Linked DNA regions of Mus musculus: region 2 is linked to region 1. The links are chromatin contacts, found by Hi-C in ENCODE. All regions are on one chromosome and are shown on one strand. The core of a region is the stretch at or near the end of the contact, and the rest is flanking DNA. Distances in the headings are between cores, read along the strand shown. Region 1 overlaps Scarb2 (scavenger receptor class B, member 2). Region 2 holds the start of Stbd1 (starch binding domain 1).

Region 1 (5,374 bases), core at 1,976-4,475:
AAAGCAGACCACCTAATAATGCTAATTAGCACCCCATAATCAATCTTCATGTCTTCCAAAAGTATTGGTGAGCATCTACAGCCTCTGAGACACTGCTCCCTGGTAGGTTACAAACCAGGAAGGAGGCAGTTTTGGTCCAGGATGCTAAGGGCTATAGTCCAGACCATACACAGAGAGGAGCTTGCAGATCTGGTACTGGGGGCTGGAGAGGAAAAGTTGTCCTCTAACAGGGTCGAGTTAGAGTCTTTTTTGTTGTTGTTGTTGTTTTTTGTTTTGTTTTGTTTTTTTTGTGACAGGGTTTCTCTGTGTAGCCCTGGCTGTCCTGGAACTCACTCTGTAGACCAGGCTGGCCTCAAACTCAGAAATCCACCTGCCTCTGCCTCCCAAGTGCTGGGATTAAAGGCATGCGCCACCACGCCCGGCCCGGGTTAGAGTCTTAAAGAGCAATGACAGCCAAGAGGAAGAGAAAAGTGGGGGAACTGCCTCCCCATCAGCTTCTCTTTTCACCTCTGCCACCTCGCCTCAACCCTTCACATCAGGACAGAAGTTCCTGACATGAACGTTTAACCTCTCTGTGTCTTCTCTGTCTGTCTCAGGGAACTGCAGATGAAAGAGCACCCCTCATACGAACCTAATGGGACTTACCTGTTGCCTGAGCTTGGTGAGAGAATGTGAGAGCTGCCCTGACCTGGACCAGGACAGGGGGAACCCTGCATCCTCATGGGCTCCTGGCCTGTCAAGAAGGAAACATAGCACTGGCAAGCGAGAAGCCCCTCCTGGTCAGAGGGAAATGAGCAGGGTGACATGGCTGGCAATTCTGCTTTATAAAATCGTGTCTCTAAAACTGTGTTCATGTGTCTAGGAAGTATTTAATAAACTTGTGTAGAAACTTTTTGTGGTTGGGCCCTGGGAGCTGAGGGGACTTCGTGACCCCCTGTTGTAGATACAATGTCTGAATCGCTTGTTAATGTTCCGTGGCCTGACCCGATTCAGTGTGCTTCATTCTCCAAACTTTGTGTTCAGAGTACGTATGTGTTTCTGTTGTTGTTCCCTGTTCACCTCCTTACACAGAAAGATGTGGTACCCAGGGTAGAATCACAGCTCCATACAGTGTACCAAGCAAATGGGGCTGCTTTCCTTCTGTAAAACATTACATTTTGTGTCTCGCTCTAATCTTCAGGAAAATAACTCAAGTCTTTTGATTGGTTTATAGTGTGTTAGGAATCAAGTAGGGGAAGGGATGGGGTGGGGTGGGGTGGTGTCTGTAAGTAGACAGCATTGAGCTCCTGAGGATTTTTAGTTGTGCTTTTGTGAAGCAAGAGGTTGCACTGGGAATGTTGGTGAGGGTAAGGCAGATATTTCATTTAGAATAGAGTTCAATGTTAGTTATGGCATCTAGAGGCTAACTGTCAATTTTAGTCAGAGATGTCTGGGTGTAGAATATGCTGCTGAGAGGACAGAATCAATGACTTCTAACCCCCTCCCTTCAGGCTTCTCTGCCACATAGGACAGTGACACGGAATGACAGTGTCTGCAAATATTGAGGGGTTATTTGTAAAATGACGAATGATGGAAGTCCATCTGCCCGTAGCTTACATTACAGATAGATCCAGGAAGTGTGCACAGGTTAGAGAGGCATTTCTTCTGGACCCAGCCGGTGCTTCGTGGCTCCCTGTCACTAAGTGCTCTCTGCTTCCTGTGACAATCACTTTTCTGACAGAGCGAGAAATGTTAGACTGCTAGTCAGAGGCACTTCAGATAAGGAGTCGAGCAGCCAGGCTGCTTCTCTTTGGAAGGCAATGGCTTCCGTGTAGGACTAAGGACATTAGTGTCACAGCCGTCAGACCTCAGCTATCCTGGAGGGCAGAGTCCATGATTCTCAGAGTCCACTATTTTGGGGTTGTTTGTTTGTTTTAGTTTTTATTTTTTTATTTTTTATCTTTTGGTGGCTTAGTTTTTAAGACAGGGTTTCTCTGTGTAGCCCTGGCTGTCATGGAACTCGCTCTATAGACCAGACTGGCCTCGAATTCACAGAGATCTGACAGCCTCTGCCTCCTAAGTGCTGGGATTAAAGGCTTACACCATTGATTTTTTTTTTTTCAATGAACCCTATACATTATCTGGCTAGCTGTTTATAGAATTCCCTGAAAACTGAATTTCAGTATATTTAAATTTTTTTAAAAACTGAGATGTCACATACATATTAGAAGTAAAACATTGCTTTAATATACAGGCCCAAATTTTCCTCTATTGACACAAAGCAATACACAATGTTTCCCTTTTTTAAAAAAATTTTGGTAGTTTTTGAGACCGGGTTGGTGTAGTCTTGGCTGTTCTGGAAGTCACTATGTAAACTAGGCTGGCCTTGAACTCAGAGATCGCCTGCCTTGTGTCATGAGTGCTGGGATCCATAAGCCACCATGCTTGGCTGATGTTTCCCTTCTAGAGAGACAGCTCTTTAAATTTTCACCTTTCCTACTAATCAAAGTAAAAAAATTAGACACCCCAAATCACCAATATGTGAAACTAAACTGAAAATATCTGACCTTTAGTAATGACAAATATTTTTAGACTTTGTCAATATTTAACTCGGTAGTTGGCACATCTTAGTCTTCATGCTTCATGACAGGGTCTCACTCTGTAGCTCAGGCTATCTTGAAACTCACTATGTAGCATAGGTTGACCTTGAATTTATAGTGAGCCGGTCTCAGCCTCCCAAGTGCTGCTATTACAGGCACGCACTACACCTGTCTGTGTTTATGCAACTACTTATCCACACTAATAAATTGATAAGCTAGTGCATACTAATTGGTTCATTCCTATTTTCAGGATATAATCATCTCTAAGGAGATTTTTAAACACAGAAACTATAGCATTTAGTGATGTACATAGTAGATAGACATGATCGCACATAGAAAAGGAGACCAAAAACAGATTGATCCTTTATTAGTGCCATGGTTGTGAATAGCAGTGGTTCATTTGGTGTTTTCTTTCTAAAAGGTCCATGGCAAACCCACAAGGCACAGTCAGAATTGTAGGTTGATTAACAACAAATCTACCCATTCAGTGCGGGGCTGAAAATAGCAAGCTGTTCCCTGTGTTCGTTCTTCTGAGGGCATTCTCCTGGACGGGCCCCAAAGGCTGTGGCCATCATCCTTCTCATGACACAGAGTGGCAGGGCACTGGGAGTGCACAGGGTGGGGGATGGGCAGGGGATAGGCATTTCCACATAGGCTCTAGGCTCTGCCCAGTAGATTTCACTTCCTTGTGCTTTACAAAGATCACTAACGGTCAAATGGGACAAGCACTACACAACTAACCCCTATTGGGGTTTTTGCTTAAGGGGGATAACTTTTAACTTGTTGTTTGCGGTGTGAATTCTTCAAAAGGCCCTCTGAGCATTGTTACTGGTGTAAATTGCTTGTGCCTGCCTGGCTTTAAAAAGACTGACCAGAATGCTCTTCATGTGGCTTACAGAGTTGGTTCGTTGTTGTGCTTCTTGACCTGGTTTTATTTCTACCCATAATACAATGAAATGTTTCACTAATTAAAGAAAGTTTCTATAAAGTTTCACTGTGAACTGTCTCTCATTGGATGGCATTTCAGTTGAGACATTTTCCTCCTCAGTGTTTTCTTTGGAGGCTTGGAAGCCTTTGATGGTGGAAGGAGCATTAGTAACAAACACCGAAGCAAGCCTAAACTAAGGGGACAGCTGTTGTCTGATTAGCTGCTCAGCCTCGGGGTTAGGAGGCTCCTTGGTCTAGAACTGCTCTCTAGCTGGACTTAGGAGGCCCTCTCCATCTCCTCCCTTTCTTCCCCTCCTCTCTCTCTCTCTCTGCCTCTTTCCCCAGCTGGGAACTGCTTTCCACAAGCCCTTTCCTCATCTCCTTATCTTTCCAGTCAGCCCCTCAGTGTTTTTTTTCCCAAGTCCTATCATATCCCTTCACTGCCATCCTTACCTTGGGCTGCCTCTAACCACATCAACCGAAATGCTCACAGCCCACCAAGAAGAAGACCCTCACAGCTAGGAGATCAGACACTACTGGGGGCCTAGGGCTTTTGATTCTGGGGACATTTAGTAAGAAACTATTAGTCCTAAAATTCTGATTACCTTTAAAACATCCCAGCCCAACCGCATCTGAAATCAGAGTGGAACAAAAGCTCTCATCGGGTTTCCTGTCAAGTGTTACAGATGTCCTTATGTGTGAAGGGACTTGGGCCCTAGTATATGTCCTTTCTAGGAACCCCAAACCCAATCTCAGCTGCTTGTGTCACAAGGGAAGCTCTTCATACTGACTTCTTCTGACCCAAAGCTATACAGAGACACATTAGACTACGTACCAAACCTATCCCAAATGTCTCAAAGCTAGGATTATAAGAATCCAGAAATATATATTCAAAAGACCAATAAGTATATTAAAACATATGCCTAGGAACAGTATTTAATATATAATATAGGATAAGAGCCACAAAATACAGAGTATAGAAACATCCCTATTGATTTAACAAAAGATAAAAGTCTTATTTCCAGTAATGACTTCATTCCTTCACTTACCGATGATAAAAAAGATTTTAAACACCTTTAAAATATACTATACACACTATAAACTTGACTTCTAACGAGGAAAATACCTAATTAAAAAAAAACTTGACTTCTTTGGCATGTACAGTGCAATGATTAGGAAACTGACTGAACTGTATACATTTTCACCATCTCAATGAACCCTTGCTAGCTTATAGACACACCCCTGGCAACTACTAATCTACATTCTGTGTGTAGAGACTTGCCTTTCTCAGACATTTCCTATAAATACAGTCAGTCATACTGTGTGTGATACCACACTGCAGTTTCTATGTTGTACCTCTATGCTCACAACAGTGTGTTTGAATAAAAAGTACCTACTTGATGCCACATGCTATACATGTCAAAGAGGAGCATGGAGATTATAGTTTAGTGGGGAAAGGAGTGACTGCATAGACATACAGGCAAGGGGATTCAGCCATCACTTACAATGATGGCATACAGATCTGAGACTGACTAGGGGCTGGCCTTGGGATGGAGGGAGTAGGAAGAGCCAGGAAGGAGCAGGAGGGAACAGGTTTACTACAATTGGGAGTTTGACTGAGAATGACCCTGTAGGCCCATATGTTTGGATGGCTGGTTCTCAGCGGACTGTTTAAGAAGGGTTCAGAAGTGTGGCCTTGTTGGAATAGGTATGTTAGAGGGGGGTAGGTTTTGAGGTTTAAAAAGTTCATTCCAGGCCCAGCCTGTCTCTGTTTCTCCCTGTGCTCTGTCTCTACACCACCACCCCCCAGCCACTCTTCCAACTCTCTCTGCTTGCTGCTGCCTGGGGCTCAGCTGCAAACTCTCAGC
Region 2 (5,374 bases), core at 841-3,340, 160 kb before region 1:
GCGGCCACACTGCCAGCTACTTTGACAGCTGTTTCTTGTCCTTTGGGGAGTCTCCATTCTCCTCCATGAGATCCTGGGCTTTGATTTCTTGCCGCTTCAGAGTCGGCCCTGGAGTGTGTGTCTGGAATCTTCCCAACAGGAACAAACTCTCTGGCATTGACCCAGTCTGCTCCAACATTCTGCAGCCGCTGTGCTTCCGGCAGGTTACCAAGATCTTTGCTCTCAGAAATCAAATGTCCGTTGCTTTCTCGAAGATGCTCTAAGAAAGGAAAGGGCAGTAACATTAGGTGGTTCACAAAGGAAGACGCAGAAAACTTTTGCTCTTGTCTTTATTTCTATGTACAGTTCAAGGCTCTGTTTTAAAAAAAGCAAGTACCTATTTGAACATTCCCAACACTGCTCTAAGAGCACACATGTAGAGCCAACGATCAAAAGCACACTTGGGGAGTCTCAGCACACACCATGAGAGAGAATGAAGTGGCAAGTTGCAAAGTCTCCCACAGTCCAGACCATGTTGGCAGGTATCCAAAGTTAAGTCACTTGGCTCCTGTCATTTAAAGAAAAGAAGAAAAAAAAATGCTGTCCAAGGGTTGGGGCAGGAGCTTAGCACAAGGCCCAGCCTCACATGCTGGTGGCTTCTATAGAACAAAGGATTACATGGCTACCCTGCACCTGAGAGTACACCTGAACTCCCTGGCAGTGAATACAAGACGGGCCAGCTCCAGCTAACTGGAAAGCATAGCAGTCAGTGTGAAGAAAACCGAGAACAAGACTGAGTGGAGCTGGGGGGGGGGGGTGTGGTGGGGGTGGGGAGGGCTTGAGGGAAAAGTAATGTCTTCAACAAGCACAAGATTTTCCCATCCCACCCACCCTCCTTAATAAGTACATACAGTTATAAAAACTATTCTTAAAAGTATACTATCCAAGTTCTCTAAAACCCTGGCTTCATTCCTGGCGACCTCTCCTAGAAGCCTGACCGCCCTAAAACCATAAATCAGCAGGGGTTAGGAGAACTCTGCGCTACATGTTTGCCTCTTTTTAATGATGACCTTCAAAGTGAGATGTCAGCAAATATTACTCTGGAGTCCTAATTTTCTGAAGAACCTTTTATCAAAACCCAGCCGTGGGAAAGATTTTCACGTAGTAGCTACAAATGACCACCACTAAAAATAAGTTCTGCCAGGCAGCTGGGCAAAGGGCACAGGAGGTAAGGGTTTGTGCCAGTGCACACTGATTGCCTGATGCAGGGTCTCTAAAATGTAGATTTAAACTTAGGTGACAATTCTCATCAGAGTTCGATTCCCTAGTAGGCCACCACTTGTTCACACGCCAGCACAAAGCCTCAGCTACAGTGGCCTTCATGACCTAAGTCTAAGCTGAATTTTACTTTCCTGAAAAAGCTGCCCAGATAGTAGGAAGTGAGTGTTCATAAGCCCCAGATCTAAGGAGGGGTGTGGTATGTCAGCGACTGGGACTCAGAAGATGTCCCTCTCAGCTTCAGCAGGAACTGAAGAGTTGTGAGATGCCCCCCCCCCCCCAAGCCATCCTCGTACACTGCTCCAAGTGCGGCCAGGCGGAGGAGCCTGTGCCCGCTGAGGCGGCAGAAGCTGGGCGCGGCCTCTGGAGGACCCGCGTGGCCTCTCCAGGACAGGACAACCCCAGAACGCGATGAGGGCTGAAGAAGGTTCAGTCCGAGGTCGGGGAAGGTGGTCCACCAGAACCCACCCGCATGGCTCCAAGTGCCTTTCGTTTCCCCTTCCCCGGAGAACTTCAAAACAACTAGCTCGAGGGGAGGAAGAATACCTGCTTTGGAGACCAGCTCCCGATCGGAAGGTTCAGGGCTCAGGCCGCCACTGCCACCACCACCCGGACCGTCTCCCGGGGCCGCAGCCTCCCCAGGAGGTGCGCCCTTCTGCGGCGGCTCCGCAACCCCGTCTTTCCCCGGGGCCCCAGAGTCTCCCCGCAGCAGCCACAGGATGAGCGCTCCAGCTAGACCCCCGCCGACCAGCAGGGCTGACCAGACGGCGCCCATGGCTGAGAGAGGCTGAGGGAGACTACGAGCCCCAGTGCAGGGCTCCGCTCACCCGAACGGCCACACCCACCCCGCCCGCCCCATCCTTTTAAGGTTCTTGGCCGCCAGCCCAGCCTTCCACGGCCGCCGCGAATTTTCCTGGCCCCGCCTCCCGCCCCGCTCGCCCCGCCCCGCAACCCGGCTCTCGCCCACTCCCATCACCGCTGCCGGCCCTTCCACACCTGGTCCCGCTCCACTTTATCCCACGCCAGAAGAGCCCGGTTACGCACAGCTCCGAGCCAGGAGATGGGCGCCCGGAGCTCTGAGGCCGGAGAAGGCTCTCACTGGACGGTTAGCACAATTAGGGGTGGAGAGAGTAAGGATCGTGGGGAGGGCGCAGGGGCTTAGGGGAAGCTCCAATCCATCCCCAGCTTTCTCAAATCTCTACATAAAGGCCCACCACCTCCGCCAATCTTGTTCGCCTTTACCTCTGGGACCTCCTACACTCTTTTTTTTAAAAAAAGGTTCTAGACTAGCCTAGAAGTCTTTCCGTACCCCAGGCTGCCTCAAACTCGAAATTCTCTCCCGTTTCCAGTGGGGAGTTACAGGCTCTGGCGCTCTCTCTCTCTCTCTCTCTCTCTCTTCCTCTCTCTCTCTCTCTCTTCCTCTCTCTCTCTCTCTCTCTCTTCCTCTCTCTCTCTCTCTCTCTCTTCCTCTCTCTCTCTCTCTTCCTCTCTCTCTCTCTCTCTCTCTCTCTCTCTCTCTCTCTCTCTCTCTCTCTCGCCACGCGTGTTGCTGCACACCCACCCACCCAGCTGAACTGGATGTTGCCCAGACACGGAGCCCCTACAAGTAAATATTAATAAAGCAGCAACCCTTTATCAAAGCATCATATAGTCAAAGTGTTTTGTGTATGAACTTAAATTGGTCCTCACACAACAGAAATCCTGTGAAGGAAGGACCACACTGCTGTGCTGATGTGCACACTACTCAGGGTAAAGAGCCGGGTGTTTTACCTGGAGTCTTTCCTTTAAACACATACATCCTGTTGCTGAGGCCACAGCTGGAAAGTATATGCCTTGCAATTATTGCTAACATGGCTCCCTCTGGGAGGATCAATCACTCAACAGTGCACCTCGCTGGATCACTGAGATCACAAGAGATCACACATCTCCTGAGAGAGACTTCCTGGTGGGTTGCTCCTCTCTTGGCATAGGCTGCAACTGGTAGAGAGGTGGAGAACAGAGCAATACTGACTCCTGTTTTATTATTAAATTATTTAACTTTCAAATAGACTGTTGCTATACCTGTAGATCAGAGCATCACTCAGCCCTCCTCAGAGAAGCTGCTTCCTGCAGTAGAGGGGAACTAGCACAGAGACCCACAACTGGACCGTGTGGAGAGAGAGACTTTGGAGCTTTCAGTCCTAAATGGGATGACTTTTTTAAATTATCCCCTAAAGGCTCAGGGATCTAAGTGGAAGAGGAGGTGGATGGTGGAAGAAGGAAGCCAGGGGTAGTGGATAACTCCACCGAGACAGTGTCTGGCAGATACAACGGGACTCGAAACACTTACGCACTCACAGAGATTGTAACGACTTGAAAAACACCTGCAGAAGCCCAAACCAGAGAGAATCCCAGCACTGAAGGCAGTGGGGGGAGTGAGCACCAAGTCCCACCCCTGACCAAGAAGCCACTTGCAATTGCTGCCTGCTGGAAGGGGAAAATCCATTTTCTCCAATGGAGTCTCACTGGGTATATCAGCCACATTCTAGGAGTAGATGGTTGACACACACAAGCTCCAGGTTTCATTTGGGGATTTGTGTGTGTGTGTATACTTTTTGTTTTGTTTGATTTGGGGGTTTTTTTTTTTTGGTCTTATTAATTTTCTTTTTTTAAGTTTGTGTTTCTATATTCATTTTGGTTTTTGTTTGTTTGTTTGTTTGTTTGTTTTGTTGTTGTTTTTTTGTTTTGTTTTGTTTTTGAGAAGGGGGAGACATGAAGTTGGGTGGGTAAGAAGACAGGGAGGTTCTGGGATGAGCTGAAAGGGAGGAAAGAATATGATCAAAGTATACTTAAGATTAATTTAAAATTTTAAAGAATTTAAGATCCAAGCAAAGAAGTTACATAGATAGTCAGAAAAATGTAGATGACAGAGAGGTAGAAGAGGAGAGACACACAGATAATATAGAGAAGCATAATAAGAAGAGAAAGGATGGGTTGGAGAGATGGCTCAGCAGTTAAGAGCACCGACTGCTCTTCCAGAGGTCCCAACTTCAATTCCCAGCAACCACACGGTGGCTCACAACCATCTGTAATGGTGTCTGTCTTCTGGTGTGTCTGAAGAGTGTAATGGTGGTATACTCATATGTATAAAATAAATGAATAAATAAATCTTTTTTTTAATTTATATTTTTGTTTTTCAAGACAGGGTTTCTCTGTAGCCCTGGCTGTCCTGGAACTCACTTTGTAGACCAGGCTGGCCTCGAACTCAGAAATCTGCCTGCCTCTGCCTCCCAAGTACTGGAATTAAAGGCGTGCACCACCATGCCCAGCATAAATAAATCTTTAAAAAAAAAAAAAAAAAGAAGAGGAGAAAGGATGAGCTACCTGACAAACACATCCAATCAAACTCACTCAGGTGAAGACATCACTACAGCTATACTGAGTCACAAGCCCCTACATGATGCCTGTCTTCAAACTAGAGGCTAATAGAGCCAACTGCAACCATGTCAGACCTTCATGGAAGACTGCCCAATGACCCTGCATCTCACAGCAAAAGCCTGCCCTCCTGACCTCTCGGCCCCGCCCTCGCTGGCTCTTTCCATCCACAGTGGCTTTCTTAACTTATACAGATCCCCACGTGCCTTGCAAGCACTACAGACATAGAACGTGGTATGATCTTTGTCAACTCTATTTCATGTCTTTAATTAGAGATCTAACGGTGAACTTGGGTTCACCATATACAGTTTGGAATATCCAAACCATAGCGCATACCTTCCATTATAATCCAGTGAGCATAAACCCATGGTTTCCTTGAGTTCTGTGAATTCATGATTCCCAAAAAGAAGATAGGTAGGTGGATAGTCAGAAAGATATAGATGAAAGAAAATTAGAATGATGTTTCCTTGAATTCTAGCAAATCATGAAACCCAAGGAAATGGTTGTTGGATCCTGGAAGTTCATCAGCCAATAGAAGCAGAAAACTCATGAACTTGCGATTGATTGTTGAAATGGGGAGAATCTTAAACTGAGTTCTTTAACGTATGAGATCAAAACTGACTCGGGGTAGAGTGTCAGAACTGTGTTAAAAGGGAGGACATCGAGTTGATATCCTGTGAATTTAAGAATTGCTTAGTGTGCA

Evidence for each region. Hi-C counts contacts between places; a loop is a spot of excess contacts on that map.
Region 2: a loop to region 1 is called in a map of heart, with 2.7 times the contacts of the local background. The contact joins the promoter of Stbd1 here to the enhancer-like site in region 1. A Hi-C loop is called at or near these places in 1 of 37 maps with a recorded cell type or tissue (heart).

What each region holds. Positions count from the first base shown.
Region 1 is chr5:92,439,507-92,444,880 of GRCm38, reverse strand. Scarb2 (scavenger receptor class B, member 2) reads left to right here. Exons shown (of 12, transcript NM_007644.4): 12 at 597-3,570. The coding sequence ends at 635. Among named protein-coding and RNA genes, the nearest start is that of Nup54, 7.0 kb to the right of the region's middle. Within about 2 kb of position 3,225, at least 1 of the 3 ENCODE cell types and tissues checked has a DNase peak (open chromatin) inside an H3K27ac peak, as active enhancers do; it is heart, where a contact is called at or near this core.
Region 2 is chr5:92,599,767-92,605,140 of GRCm38, reverse strand. Stbd1 (starch binding domain 1) reads right to left here and starts at 2,090. Exons shown (of 2, transcript NM_175096.3): 1 at 1,804-2,090; 2 at 1-259. The coding sequence starts at 2,032.